2 separate regions of the Homo sapiens genome follow, and region 1 is linked to region 2. Evidence: read pairs that join two places in POLR2A ChIA-PET (ENCODE). Cell type or tissue: Panc1. All regions are shown on one strand. Each heading gives the region's core, and the rest is flanking DNA. Links, peaks and the distances in the headings are about the cores only.

The links. ChIA-PET counts read pairs that join two places held together with the same protein. Peaks named below come from ENCODE experiments on the same cell type or tissue, not always from the same donor. Only the 100,000 strongest peaks of a DNase experiment are listed, where the experiment ranks them.
Region 1: POLR2A ChIA-PET joins it to region 2 with 13 read pairs; 5 of 35 experiments call an interaction of 5 or more read pairs at or near these places.

Annotation. Positions count from the first base shown.
Region 1 is chr13:45,138,772-45,146,528 of GRCh38, forward strand. All of the region lies in intron 2 of GTF2F2 (general transcription factor IIF subunit 2), which reads left to right. Among named protein-coding and RNA genes, the nearest start is that of GTF2F2, 22 kb to the left of the region's middle. In Panc1, for the core only: no CTCF peak of the experiment used is centred there; no DNase peak of the experiment used is centred there; H3K27ac peaks cover 2,500 bases.
Region 2 is chr13:45,243,809-45,251,565 of GRCh38, forward strand. All of the region lies in intron 5 of GTF2F2 (general transcription factor IIF subunit 2), which reads left to right. Among named protein-coding and RNA genes, the nearest start is that of KCTD4, 47 kb to the left of the region's middle. In Panc1, for the core only: no CTCF peak of the experiment used is centred there; no DNase peak of the experiment used is centred there.

The DNA.
Region 1 (7,757 bases), core at 3,008-5,507, 100 kb before region 2:
AGTAGCTGGGCTTATAGATGTGCGCCAGCATACCTGACTAATTTTTGTATTTTTAGTAGAGACGGGGTTTCGCCATGTTGGCCAAGCTGGTCTTGAACTCCTGACCTCAAGTGAGCCACCTGCTTTGGCCTCCTAAAGTGCTGGGATTACAGGCGGTAGCCACTGTGCCCGGCCGCGAGTGAAGATTATTATGAATGCTGTTTATTCCAAAGAGCCCATCATTAGAGTGACAGACAAGCTTAGCAGATTCACAGGAAGCAATGAGTCCATCTCAGCGCATGTTAAAGCAAATTTTTAGTTAGCTGTGACTATGACTGTTATCCACTACTTTCTAAGAAGATTCTGAGCTTTAAGACAAGCCTGTTACTCCACTATAGGAGATTGCATAATGGTAGAAAACTAGTGAAATGTAGGATGTACCCAGCTGAGGAGAAACAGCAAGACATTGATCCTGGGTTGGGTGATGTGAATTGTGCATGGATGGGGCAGGGGCATTTCTTAGCTGTGTCTCATTTAATATGGGCTCAATAAATGTTCATTTCAACTGAAAATAAGTAAAAATCAAAAAATGTATTTACACACCTCTCTCTCTGTCCACGCTCGTAATTCTGACTGTGTTGTTGATGTTTGGACTGTGTCCTCGGATGTCCTCGGATGTTTCAGAAGCATCTCAAACTTAATAATTGCTATTCTTCTGTTTTTTCTCTCTGTAACACTCTTCCTTTAGATAATCCCCATGCCTTACTCCCACATTTCTTTTCGGTCTCTGTTCACAATTTCAGCTCATTGAGGTATTTTCTGGCCACCATATGTAAAATAGCACCCTGCAGGCTCTATCTCCCTTACCCTCTTATTATTCACTGTTCTTTTGTGTTGTTATTTATTCTCCTTCTACTATACCCATCTGACATACTGTATATTTGTTTATGTGTTGTTCATATCGCCTACTAAAGTATAAACTCTACCAGGTCAGGATTTTTGTCTTGATGATTACTATATCTCCATTGTCTAGAACAATGCTTGGCATAGTAGACACTGTGTTCTAAAGTTAGGTGGGGACAAGTACAGTTGTCCCTCAGTACCTGCAGGAGATTGGTGTCTGGCATGCCCCATCTCCCATACCAAAATCTACCATGCTCAAGTCCTTTATATAAAATGGCACAGTATTTACGTATAACCTACACACATCCTTCTGTATACTTTAAAGCATCTCTAGATTACTTATAACTAATACAGTGTAAAAACTATGTAAATAGTTGTTACTATTTGTTTTTCTCTTTTTTTTGAAACAGGGTCTCACTCTGTTCCCAGGACTACAGGCAAGCACTGCCATGCCCAGCTAATTTTTTTTTTTTTTTTCTCGTAGAGGCAGAGTCTCCCTGTGTTGCCTTGGTTGGTCTCAAACTCCTGGGCTTAAGGGATCCTCCCTCCTCAGCCCCTAAAGTGTGGGTGTTACAGGCATGAACCACCATGCCCAGCCGATGTTTAAAATATTTTCAGTCTGCAGTTGGTTGACTCCACGAATATTGACCACTCAGATATAGGGGGCCAACTGTAATATCTCGTTTTCTCAAGGAATGATTGAGTATATGTTCATAGTGGAGTCAGGCTTGTATTCTGGCCTTTTATTGGTCAGAAAACTCCAGCATGTCCTAGTTCTAACTCAATCATTTACTATGAGTGAGACTTTGTACAAGTCACTGAATCTTCTGACTTTAGATTTCTTATCCTAAAAGTTGCCTTTTTGCAGGGCTTTTATATGAATCCATTAAGATAATATGGAAATAGTTATTTATTTGTATATTTAAGTTTATAAGATGAACATATTCCTGGAAAGTTGTAGATGTGTCACATTTTTATGAGTTGTCATACTTTTATTGAAAGAGAAAAATAATATTGAAATGTACAGGTTTTTTTTCCCTCAATGTGAAGTTCTTTGTAATGTACATAATTAGCTACTGTTCTGTAATGAACTTCAGAGTTTTTTATATTAGGTTTTACTGAAATGGGAGCCACAACCAAGATAAAATCTCAGGAATGTATGTCACTGAAGAAAGGCAGGCTAAAGGAGAGAGTACTTAGATGATGAACCTCATGGTATTGTGGAGTGCCTTCACAATACAGCTCAAGACCTGGCTTCTAGTCCTGAATGGCTGTTGATAGTTGTTTGGCTTTGGGCCTTACACTTCTTGTTTGTAAAATGTGGATAATAATGCCTTCCCAACCCATAGGATGTTTATAAAACATTAAATAGCTTAGCATTTGTTAAAATATTTGTAAACTCAAATGTTCTCCTTCCATGTAATATTCATGTCCCATGAATAATACATTCCTGAAAACCTCTATGTAAAGAAAATACCTGGTTCAGAAATATAGTATCTCTTTTTGGGAGGAGGGGGAAAATATTACAGGAAAAAGAGTGAAAGGAAACAAGGCTGAGAGAAACCCATGTAAATCTCAAGTACCACTTTGATCACTAAAGTAAAATATTAAAGATAGCATGCTAAATAAGCAATAATGGGCATGCTGCAATTTTTCCTTATGAATCCTTGCTTGGTAGAAAATCTCAAGGTCTTTTTCTTTCTTAGTTTAAAGCAGATGGTCCACATAGTTGCTAATCCACATAGGGTGGCTAAACCTCCAGGTTTGCCTGGAACCCTCCCAGTTTATGTGTTTCCCTATGCAATTATTAATAGTGCCCCCTTTTCCACTCTCCAGGGTGTCCTGGTTTTGATAATATAGTTGTCCTAAGTGTTAGCAGATGTGTGTGTAGGGGTAGGGGTGAAGACGGTGGGTAGTTATTCTATGCATTACTAGGCTGATTTATGAGCTGGCATTGTTTGATTTCTCTAGGGATCCAACCAAAGTTCCTTACAAATACTGTGTGTGTGTGTTTTAGTGTATAAGTAATACCTACTTTCTTGTTTTTTTTCCTTTAAAATTTTTACAAAATGAAAAGGTCTCTGTTTTCCCCATTCACATGCTTTAGAGGTGGCCATGGGTAACTGCTTGGTATGTAAGCCTCCAGATTACTCTCCATACAAATCATTTTGGGTGTTTAATACGGACAAAGTTTTAAAACATTGTTATGTTTTAAATCCACTAACCAGAGCAAGGTATTTTTCTAACCCCTTTAGGCTTAGTTTTGCTAACTTCAGAACATAGCACAGAAGTCTGATTTTGCTTTCCTTGTTGTTCTCTCTTGTATGTAGTTCTGAGGCTTTGGTTTACTTTGTTGCATCTTGATCTCTTCCCTAGAGTACATGGCCAGTACTTACATTCCTTGTTTTTCTCACTTTAGTCTTGAATTCTTTTGAAAGTAAAACCTCAGTAGAAGTGAGTTGAAATTATTTTATTCAAATCAGTTTCCTCAACCACAGTTGAAGAAAAAGTAAGCCCACCATTTTGTTTTTGAGATGGAGTCTGGCTCTGTTGCCCAGGCTGGAGCGCAGTGGCGTGATCTCGGCTCACTGCAACCTCCGCCTCCTGAGTTCAAGCAATTCTCGTGCCTCAGCCTCCTGAGTAGCTGGGATTATAGGCGCCTGCCACCATGCCCAGCTAATTTTTTTTATTTTTAGTAGAGACAGGGTTTCACCATGTTGGCCAGGCTGGTCTTGAACTCCTGACCTCAAGTGATCTGCCTGCCTTGGCCTCCCAAAGTGCTAGGATTACAGGCGTGAGCCACCACGTCTGGCCCTCAGAATTTCTTAAAAGGGAATCTAGTGGTTTTTACCTATGCCAATATCAGAGACAAATAAGGAGCAAATTGTGTGTGTTTGCATGTTTTATATGTAGGCAACAGGTCTAGCAGATTTTCTACCTAACGTAACACATAATCAGTCTTGTAGAAGATCTAGATACTTTTAGTGATGAGAACAGACTTATAGTAATTAGTACCCTAAGACTGCTATGAAAATGCTTGAAAACAGCTTGTTGCCTAGTTGGTCTCCTGGCTGTATTCTCCAGGCTGTCTTGTTTACTTTACTAATTTACTTAGTTTTCATTGCTGTTACTGAATTAACTAAATTCACTGTTAAACAAGTGTAGGATGGGTGGGGAATGTCTTACAGTGCATGTGACTAGGTTATCAGGATTTTAGTTGATTTTGAGCTTAATATGAGTCATCAAATTTATGAGCCGATAAACAAAAGGCTCCATTGATAGATGTCTGTTGTTTAGAATGAAGTGGAATGATAATCCTCCTCCTTACTTTGCCAGTCAGCTCACAGTGAAAACATTATGTTCAGTTCTTAGTGCTGCACTTAAAGAGAGACATGGATGAATAAGATCATTCAGTGGAGTGAGACTAGGATAATCAGAAAGCTGGAAAAAAAAATTAATGTCTTATAAGGAACATTTGAAAGTCTAGGGCTGTTAAGAGAAGATGTAGGGCAGACCAGGTAAACTGTACTCACAGATGTAGAATCAACTACTGATTCCTAGAGGCAGATTAACCTCTAAGTATGTAGGTTTATAGGTTATAGGTTATAGGTTACCTGTGGTTTAAAAAAATGTGTATTTGGGTACAAAATGAAAACAACTAAGATTTTAGAAAGGCAGTGTGGCATACTGGTTATGAGTATGGACCTGGGAATTAGCCTGAGGTTTAGTCCTTACCCTATCACTTACTAGCTATGTGACTTTGCGTAAATTGTTTACTCTGTTTCCTCATCTGAGGAGATGATATTAATACCTCATAGGTTCAAATGCATGTAAAATACGTAGTTAATAAGAGTTCTCCTGCTGTTGTAACCACGCATACTACACAGGCCAGATAGTAGATACTGCATTGTGTCTAATGTGGTGTGGGAGGACCTTCCCTCCCTACCACATCTTCCGAAGCTCAGCAGCAGCTTGCTGTGTGTCGCAGGCCAGAAACTAGGAGATCTGTATGGCGTGGCTGCTTATTCCAGAAGACAGGGCTGTGGGTGGAGAGATTGGGAGAGGCAGAGAGGAGGGAAAAGACGTGCAGCCTGGAATGCAGCTCTTCCTGAATTTGGTTCTGTCTTAATACTCGAAAAAAGGAGAGTCCAGTTGTGAATAAGATGAGAGTAACAGCTTGTTCTGACAGTTGGTAACATTTGGACCATTTTTATCAAGCAATTTATATGATATTTCTAAACCAATGTACCTGGATTATTTTTGTATCTTTGGACATCTGATGTGTGCCACATTTTAATTAGTTTATAGTTTTGCTGGTCTGGGCATGGTGGCTCACACCTGTAATCCTAACACTTTGGGAGGCTGAGGCAGGTGGATCACCTGAGGTCAGGAGTTCGAGACCAGCCTGGCCAACGTGGTGAAACCCCGTCTCTACTAAAAATACAAAAATTAGCCAGATGTGTTGGTGTGTGGCTATAATCCCAGCTCCTCGGGAGGCTGAGGCAGGAGAATCGCTTGAACCCGGGGAAGCAGAGGTTTCAGTGAGCGGAGACCTCACCATTGCACTCCAGCTTGGTCAACAAGCGCAAAACTCAGTCTCAAAAAAAAAATTAGTTTATAGTTTTGCTTTAGCTTGTTTAATTTTAAAGGCAACCTTCTTTGTACATCACCATCCTGCCTCAGAATACTTCAGTTGTCCAAATGTTTGATATATGTTATATCTTATTGATAATCATGTAGCCTGTACTAATAATATGGCTTCTCCCCGAGATTTTTATTTCTAGCTTTATTTCTTTTTTTGGTCTTTTTTTTTTTTTTTTTTTTTGAGACAGAGTCTCACTCAGTCACCCAGGCTGGAGTGCAGTGGCGCGATCTCGGCTTGGGTTCACGCCATTCTCCTGCCTCAGCCTCCCGAGTAGCTGGGACTACAGGCGCCCGCCACCACGACTGGCTAATTTTTTGTATTTTTAGTAGAGACGGGGTTTCACTGTGTTAGCCAGGTTGGTCTCGATCTCCTGACCTCGTGATCCACCCGCCTCGGCCTCCCAAAGTGCTTATTTCTAGCTTTATTTCTAAACATGTTTAACATTCTGGGTCATGTGGGGACCCGCTAATAATAAAAAGTATGGAAACAAAAAATTAATGAGACACAATTTTTCTGTTATAAAATTGACTGAGTTTAGAACAGTGTTATACTGATAATATGATGACGGGAGTTCAATTTGTTACAAACTTTCTGAAAGGCAGTCTGGCAACATATATGTGTGTGTATATAACTTACACAACATGCACACATATTCCTGCTCAAAACAACATAGAATAACAATCCCACTGTTTTCTCTGCCAGTTAGCTCACAGCTCAAGCATTTTATTCAGTTCTCGATGATGCCATTATCTAGAGAGATAGACAAATGAGCTCATCCAGTAGAGTGGGACTGGGATAATGAGAAAGCTATAAAAATTAATAAAAAAAATTCATGCCTTTCATCCAGCAATTCTGTAAATTTCTCTTTGTTTCTTTCATTCCATCAACTGCTAGGAACTTATCCCAGGGAAGTAATAGGTGAGTGATGGAAAGATTAATATATGAGGATAAATTAATAGTAAAATATTTATGCCCTTTTGACATGTCTTCATCATTCTTTGAGCACTTGTTATTTTTTTGACATAGAGAGATGTTTTAGACTCATCTTATACATTTCTGCCTAAGCCCTGGAGTTAGCCATTTCTCCAAGGGGTTGGCCATGGTTCCTTTTAGGGGAGAATGATATTTAGAAACTAAGATCTGGATACCCCAAATGCTTCTTGCTGCTTCCAAGGCCTTCTCAGTGAACAGAGCTAGGGAGCATATGTACACACACACATACCTCCCCCACACACATCCCTCTTTACATCTGTATTTCTATATTTACATATATTGAAATGAGTTTGCACTAATATATCCAGTTCCAATAAAATACCACATACTTTGTTCCAGTTTTCTTCCTTTTCTTACTTGTGCTTCTTTTCCAAAAGTGAGAAACCTGGTTCCTGTTGTCCTTAATATAGTTACTTATTTGTTTGGGCCTCTGTTCTTACTTGTTCAGTCCGTTCCCAACTCCATGTGCAAATACCCTATTCACCCTGCTTGGGCTGTAGCTCCCCTCAGTGTGCTGCCACTTTTGCTGTCCTCCACTGGGACACCCTCCTCACCCTGTTCAGGCTTTCATTCCTGTTCTGAGGTTTCTCCCCTCCTCCATAGGAATGCCTCCTTACCCCACTAAGGGTCCAGCATCCTGTTTCAGGTTGTCCTCCTATATGTGGATGCTCTCACCCGCCAGGCTCTGACACATTTCTTACTGAGCCACTCCTTTATAGCGATGCCCTCCTTACCTGACTGGGCTCTGATACCTTGCCCCTGCTTGCCTGCTTCACCCCAGTGGCATCCTCTTCACCCCATTTGGACTATGACCATCCTATCCAACCCACTCTGAAGAAGATACCTATGTTGTTTGGCTTCACCTAATGGTTTTTGAGCTCAGTTGTTCAGTTAGGGGAAGTATGAATAGGAATTAAAACAAGGCCTGGTGCGGTGGCTTATATCTGTAATCTCAGCACTTTGCGAGGCCAAGGCAGGAGGATCACTTGAGTCTAGGAGTTCGAAACCAGCTGGGGCAACATAGTGAGACCCTGTCTCTACAAAAATAAAAATAAATGTTAGCTAGATAAGGTAATGAGCGCCTGTGGTCCCAGCCACTCCAGAGGCTGAGGTGGGAGGATCACTTCAGCCCAGGAAGTCAAGGCTGCAGTAAGCCATCATCATGCCACTGCACTCTAGCCTGGGTGACAGGTCAAGACCCTGTCACAAAAAGAAAACAAAACAAAACCAACAAGAG
Region 2 (7,757 bases), core at 2,044-4,543:
TGCCACCACACCCAGCTAATTTTTGTATTTTTAGTAGACACACAGTTTCACCATGTTGGCCAGGCTGGTCTCAAACTCCTGACCTCAAGTGATCCACCCACCTTGGCCTCCCAAAGTGCTGGGATTACAGGCGTGAGCCACTGCGCCCTGCCAGTTTTTTGTTTTTTTAAACAAATATTTTCTATCCACAGTTGGTTGAATCTGCAGGTACCCAATATGCATATACAGTGGCCCAACTGTAATTTTGACAAGGGTGATTATGAACCATGGTTATGTCGCAATGACTTAGTGACACTGAGTTACTAGGAGTCTTTTTTTTCAGTGTTATAAAGGAGAATGTGCTTTTTCTGTGTGTGTATAGAATTGTATTAGTTGTAGGGAGGCTGATGACTGTCAAGGAGAAATTACTTTGAACTAAGTTCGTGAAGTTTTTATTAGAGATTTTATTCTGTTATATGACCTTTTATGGGACCATATAGAGTTAGGATTAATAGCATGAACCCTAGATTGAAAAGAGAAAAATCCAATTTTGTTTTGTTTTTGCTTACTATGAGGAAAAAATGATATTGAGATGATATAGGAAAAGTTCTTACCACAGTTTCCAGCACATAGTAAGTGTTCTTTAAATGTTTTATTTTTGTTACAGTTGTCATTTTATTCTTGTTGTATTTCTATGCTAGGTAGCCCTTGAGCTTTGTTTTTTTGATGGGAAAAAATATGAGCTTAAACTTACTCTTTAGATAATAATAATAGAAAGACTAGTAATTCAAGAAGTTGATCTTGACTGTTTCCTTATAATAGTAACAAAGCTATTTAATTTTATATGACCAAGGTTATACAATGATAGTCATTGTTAGTCATTATTTCTTTCTCTTTTTTTGAGACAGAGTCTCACTCTGTTGCCCAGGCTGGCGTGCAGTGGCACAATCTTGGCTCACTGCAACCTCCGCTTCCTGGGTTCAAGCGATTCTCCTGCCTCAGCATCCTGAGTAGCTGGGATTACAGATGTGAGCCACCATGCCTGGCTAATTTTTTGTATTTTTAGTAGAAACGGAGTTTCATCATGTTGGCCAGACTGGTCTCGAGCTCCTAACCTCAAGTGATTCGGCCTCCCAAAATGCTGGGATTACAGGCATGAGCCACCGTGCCCAGCTGGTCCTTATTTCTTGTCCGGAGAAATGAGTTGCTCTTGAAGCTTTCTACATCAGATGTTTGTATCTATTTTAATATAAGTGTGAGACAGAAAGAGAAACTGATATCTTCATGTAAAACATTAAGAATTCAAAATAGAAGGTGGTAATTTTTCTTCTCTTATTTTCAACTGGAATAGTTTTTCTACATCTGAAAATGGAACACATAATTTACAAATTTTCAAGTAAAATGTGGTGAATCCCATAGGAAACAGTTTTACAGAGATGTAGTCTGTCTACCCTGCGTAGGTTATAGTTGCTGAAGCCAGAAATCTGAGCCCAGTTATTCTTTAAAATTTTTTTTTTTTAATTTTTAGTAGGTTTTTGAGGAACAGGTGGTGTTTGGTTACATGTATAATTTCTTCAGTGGTGATTTGTGAGATTTTGATGCACCCATCACCCAAATAGTGTACACTGTACCCAATGTATAGTCTTTACGCCTCATCCTCCCTTTCCTTACCTCTCCCACCACCACATCCCCAAAAGTCATTGTATCATTCTCATGCGTTTGCATAGTTTAGCTCCCACTTACAAGTGAGAACATACAATGTTTGGTTTCCCATTCTTGAGATACTTCACTTAGAATAACGGTCTCCAACTCCACCCAGGTTGCTGCAAGTGCCATTATTTTCTTCCTTTTTATGGCTGAGTAGTATTCCATGGTGTGAATATATATATATATATATATATATATATATATATACATATACATACACACACACACACACCACATTTTGTTTATCCACTCTTTTTTGTATCCACTCTTTTTTGTATCTACTAAAAATACAAAAAATTAGCCGGGCGTGGTGGCAGGTGCCTGCAGTCCCAGCTACTCGGGAGGCTGAGGCAGGAGAATGGCGTGAACCTGGAAGGTGGAGCTTGCAGTGAGCCCAGACTGCGCCATTGCACTCCAGCCTGGGCGACTAGCGAGACTCCATCTCAAAAAAAAAAAAAAAAAGTATTCCCTTTTCACCACATCCACGCCAACATCTATTATTTATTTATTTATTTATTTATTTTATTTATTTTGAGACGGAGCTCGCTCTGTCGCCCAGGCTGGAATGCAGTGGCCGGATCTCAGCTCACTGCAAGCTCCGCCTGCCGGGTTCACGCCATTCTCCTGCCTCAGCCTCCCGAGTAGCTGGGACTGCAGGCGCCCGCCACCATGCCCGGCTAATTTTTTGTATTTTTTTTAGTAGAGACGGGGTTTCATCGTGTTGTCCAGGATGGTCTCGATCTCCTGACCTCGTGATCCGCCCTCCTTGGCCTTCCAAAGTGCTGGGATTACAGGCGTGAGCCACCGCGCCCGGCCTATTTTTTTATTTTTTAAATTATAGCCATTCTTGGAGGAGTAAGGTGGTATCATATTGTTTGAGCCCAGTTATTCTTGATGCCTTTATTTCTCCTTTATCTTACTTAGGCACCACTTTCTATTGAATCTGTTTTCAAAATATTTCCTAAATTTGTTTAACTTGAGTCCCACTCCTTTACCATCACCCTGTTCCAAGTGAATATTATCTTTCCTCTGGATTGGTACAGTAGCTTTCCTAGTCAGTGATGTCCATTTTTGCCCCATTCTATTCTGCAAATAGTAGCCAGAGGAATATTTTTAAAACACAAATTTAATTCCTTGCTTCAAAAATTCTCTGATTTTTCATTAATCTTAGGATTTAAAATACTTACGACAGTCCATATATTTCCTACTTGCCTTCCTAGATTTTACTCTGTGTAAATTCACTTTAAAATTAAGCTTCATTGGCTGGGCACGGTGGCTCACGCCTGTAATCCCAGCACTTTGGGAGGCCAATGCGGGCGGATCACGAGGTCAGGAGCTCTAGACCATCCTGGCTAACACGGTGAAACCCCGTCTCTACTAAAAATACAAAAAAATTAGCCTGGCGTGGTGGCGGGCGCCTGTAGTCCCAGCTACTTGGGAAGATGAGGCAGGAGAATGGTGTGAACCCGGGAGGCGGAGCTTGCAGTGAGCCGAGATAAGCGCCACTGCACTCCAGCCTGGGCGACAGATCAAGACTCTGTCTCAAAAAAAAAAAAAAAAAGTTAAGCTTCTTGGCTGGGCACTGCGGCTCACGCCTGTAATCCCAGCTCTTTGGGAGGCTAAGGCGGGCAGATCACTTGAGGACAGGAGTTCGAGACCAGCCTGACCAACATTGCAAAACCCTGTCTCTACTAAAAATACAAAAAATAAAATAAAAATCAGCCAGGTGTGGTGGTGCATGCCTGTAATCCCAAGAATCGCTTTAACCTGGGAAGCAGAGGTTGCAGTGAGCTGGTATCACGCCACTGCACTCCAGCCTGGGAGACAGAGAGAGACTGTCTCAAATTAAATTAAGCTTCCTGAATATAAGCTATTCTGTTAGACAGATACCTGGTTTTTTTGTTTGTTTGTTTTGTTTTTGAGATGGAGTCTCTGTCACCCAGGCTGGAGTGCAGTGGCCGGATCTCAGCTCACTGCAACCTCCGCCTCCTGGCTTCAAGCAATTCTCCTGCCTCAGCCTCCCAAGTAGCTGGGAGTACAGGTGTGTGCCACCACACCCAGCTAATTTTTTGTATTTTCAATAGAGACAGGGTTTCACCGAGTTGGCCAGGATGGTCTCGATCTGACCTCATGATCCACCTGCCTCAGCTTCCCAAAGTGCTAGGGTTACAGGCATGAGCCACTGTGCCCGGCCACCTGTATCCTGTATTTTATTTTTAGTGTTTTTGATGTTATAACTCAGGCAAATAATTTAGGGACTACTTTCAAGCTTCACCAACTTGAATTTCCAAGAATACCATTCTGAAGTTACCTAAAATTAAAATTGCAGTTTTTGTTGTTGTTGTTGTTTGTCTGTTCATTTGTTTTTGAGATGGAATCTCGCTCTGTTGCCCAGGCATGAGTGCAGTGGAGACATCTCAGCTCACCACAACCTCTACCTTCTGGGTTCAAGCAATTCTCCTGCCTCAGCCTCCTGAGTAGGTGTGATTACAGGCGTGCATCACCACACCTGGCTAATTTTTGTATTTTTAATAGAAACGGGGTTTCACCATGTTGGCCAGGCTGGTCTCGAACTCCTGACCTCATGATCTGCCCACCTCAGCCTCCCAAAGTGCTGAGATTACAGGCGTGAGCCACCGTGCCTGGCCTGATTTTTTTAAATAAATGGAGTTTTATTTCATTAGAATGAATACTAGTTCAAGCTTGACTAAATTTGTTACTTGATACTTAATAGTCTTACATTGTGACAAATAGATATGCGTGATTTATGACTAGAATAGCAATTATTTTATAGATGTACTGTATGTTTCCAAGCACTTTCTCTATGTCTATGGGGAACACCAGAAGGCATGGTTAGTCCTGGCATTTGAAGAATATATATTTATATTCTGAATTTGCACCAAGTTTTTTTTGTGTTTTTTTGTTTTGTTTTGTTTTTTGTTTTTTTGTTTTTGTTTTTGTGTGTTTTGTTTTTTTGGTTTTTGTTTTTTGTTTTTGAGACGGAGTTTCGCTCTTGTTGCCCAGACTGGAGTGCAATGGCGCGATCTCAGCTCACTGCAACCTCTGCCTCCTGGGTTCAAGCAATTTTCCTGCCTCAGCCTCCTGAGTAGCTGGGATTACAGGCGCCTGCCACCATGCCCGGCTGATTTTTTTGTATTTTTAGTAGAGACTGGGTTTCGCCATGTTGGGCAAGCTGGTCTTGAACTCCTGACCTCAGGTGATCCACCTGTCTCTGCCTCCCAAAGTGCTGGGATTACAGGCGTGAGCCACCACTCCCAGCCAGCACCAAGTATTTTTTTAATGGTTTACAAAACAAAGTAAAATGTAGCCTGGCTGTATCTAAGTGATCAGCCATTATTTTTCTATTTGTTTCCTGAAAACAACACTGTATTTTTAAATTTTCTGAAAAAGTGGAGACTCATTTTTTAAAATGGTCAGGGTAGCCTTTTAGCTTGCTCCCAAGTCAGCCTAATACCTCTGTGTAGTTTGTTTGGAAATATGTGGTGCTTTACGAACCACATATTTCCAAATTATATTATTTTGTACAAACCTAGATAAACCTTACCTTGACTTTGAAAGCATATCAAGGTCAGTAATGTTTAATTTAGTACATTGTTCAGTGATGAAATGGAGTTGCCAGTTGTTCTTGTCACTTCATGAGATAGTGTTAAATGAATTATTTAGTGTTAAGGACCCTGCTAAATTATTTTAAACGATTCAAAGCGAGTTAAAGTATTTTAAGATTTAGTTCTTTGTTATATTTTCAGTTCATACATTAACCTTTTTAGTTTTGAATCATAAGTTGTCCTCTTTTAATTAAAACCCTTGTGGTTGCCTTTTAAATGTATGATAGAACAGTTAAATTTTTAAAATGAGTTTATTTTTAAAAAAAAAATCAGTGTTTTCCTTTATGTAAAAGGTTAAATGCTTTGAGGATAAAAACTGCATGACACTGTATGAGTGATGAAATTGGCTTTTAGAATTGTAGAATTAAAATTGAAAGGAAAGTATGCTGCATAAACCTGAGTCTGGATGCAGTGGCTACAAATAAATTCAAGTGTAAGAGTGTGACCAGAATAAGCTACCGTTTATAAAGAAGCACTTCACTAAACAAACTGAAACCCTGAGGAATTTTCAAATTGTGAAGTAATGGGAACAATCATTTAATATGGAAGGAAGGAGCTAGTGCATGCCTCCTTCCTTGGATGTCTCATAAGATCAAATCGTGGAGATGACTGAAACAGGGAAGATAATTTAGCGGCAACATAACAGATTACCATTTAGAGAGGCCAAACCCCTGAGAGCTGATTGCATTAGAGGAGGATGGGGGGCCAAGATTAGGACACAGGTGTGTTCAGAAACAGGCTGACACTTACTTGTGTTTCCCACCCACTCCCATCCCCCACCAAGTTAACACATTTAGCTGTCCCGACACTTTGTAAACATTCCTATATCTGTCTTCAATCTTTTTTCTCTCTCTAAAGGTTTATCTCTTAGAAGCTTTGACATAACTTTCCTTGGAGGAATCATTTCCACCTAATCTTTTTGCCTTATCTCTTTTTTTTTTTTTTTTTTTTTTTGAGACAGTCTCTCTCTGTCACCCAGGCTGGAGTGCAGTGACACGATGTTGGCTCACTGCATCCTCCACCTTCTGGGTTCAAGCGATTCTCGAGCCTCAGCCTCCTGACTAGCTGGGATTGCAGGTATGCACTACCATGCCCAGTTCATTTTTGTATTGTTAATAGAGACAGGGTTTCACCATGTTGCCCAGGCTGGTCTTGAACTCCTGACCTCAAGTAATCTGCCTGCCTCCACCTCCCAAATTACAGGTGTGAGCCACTACACCCAGCCTGCCTTATTTCTTATAAGCATGAGCAGCTCTGCTCCAGTTTACTCTCAAAATGCACACCTTGGGATTAATATTTTCTTTTTATCAGTATGCAGTCAGTTGTCCTACCATCCCTCCATCACCCTTGTTCATCTTCAGTACTGCAGTTAATTATAGTATTAAATGCTTGTCTTCCACTAGAGCAAGTCTTTACTGCTATGTCTCCAACCTCTAACCCAGTGCCTGGCAGAAGTGGGTACCCAGTAAACACTTGCTGGATAATTGACAGCAAGAGGCTCCTTCCAGAGTCTGGCTGTGGCACAGCTGCAGCCAGAGGCAGATACAGGAGAATGGTAAGGAGAACTGGAGAGATACGCAGGGACTAGATCCCAAAGAGTCTTAAAGTCCTATGAAGGAACTTGTGCTGCACCCCGAGAATAGTAAGAGGCCATCGAAGAATCATTAATCTAAATCCATCCTTGGGTTGCACATCTCCCTTCTAGACTCTAGCTAGTTGATTTCTCAGTCTTAGCAAGAAAATTTAATCCTTGTTCATAGAAACTCTGTGTGGCACATGAAAAGCAAAGTATAATTGTAAGTATTATTTATGGTTACATATCCAGTAAGTTTCTAAAGACACTTCCAGAGAACTTTTTGTACTTTATAAAGTAAATCATCTTGTGTATTTAAAGGATAAGCATGGATTTATATGTAACTGGAATAATTTAAATATTTACATTTCCATACAGAAATGAGTATACTGAATTTGGGGATCTTGGTAAAAACAAAACCTATGGCATTTTTAGATTTCAAATTGAAAAGGCAATTGGTAAATATCTTATATCTTCTCAGCAATTTGATAGTATATACCTGAAAATAAGCAGAAGTAAATAGAGAATTATCTTCATCCAAGGAATTAAATAATAGGAATGTTATACAGACACCTTTTATACTTAATTCTGCTTTTGAAGGAATTTAAAATGGAAATTGTTTTTAATTTCTATTTTATTGAACCAAAGAATTTAAAGTCCCATTCAAATAAAATAATACATAATGTTAAACTTGTATTATTTTTTAATAGCCAGCATTTTTGTGGTTTTCAAATGAACCATCCAAGGAATTATAGTATTTCTTCTCTTTTTAAGAAAGTGTACTTCTTCAGGTTATAAAAGTAGTAAATACTTATTGCAGAACATTTAGAAAACAAACTTAAAATGCATCCAGTCTGATCTCTTCCTTCCCA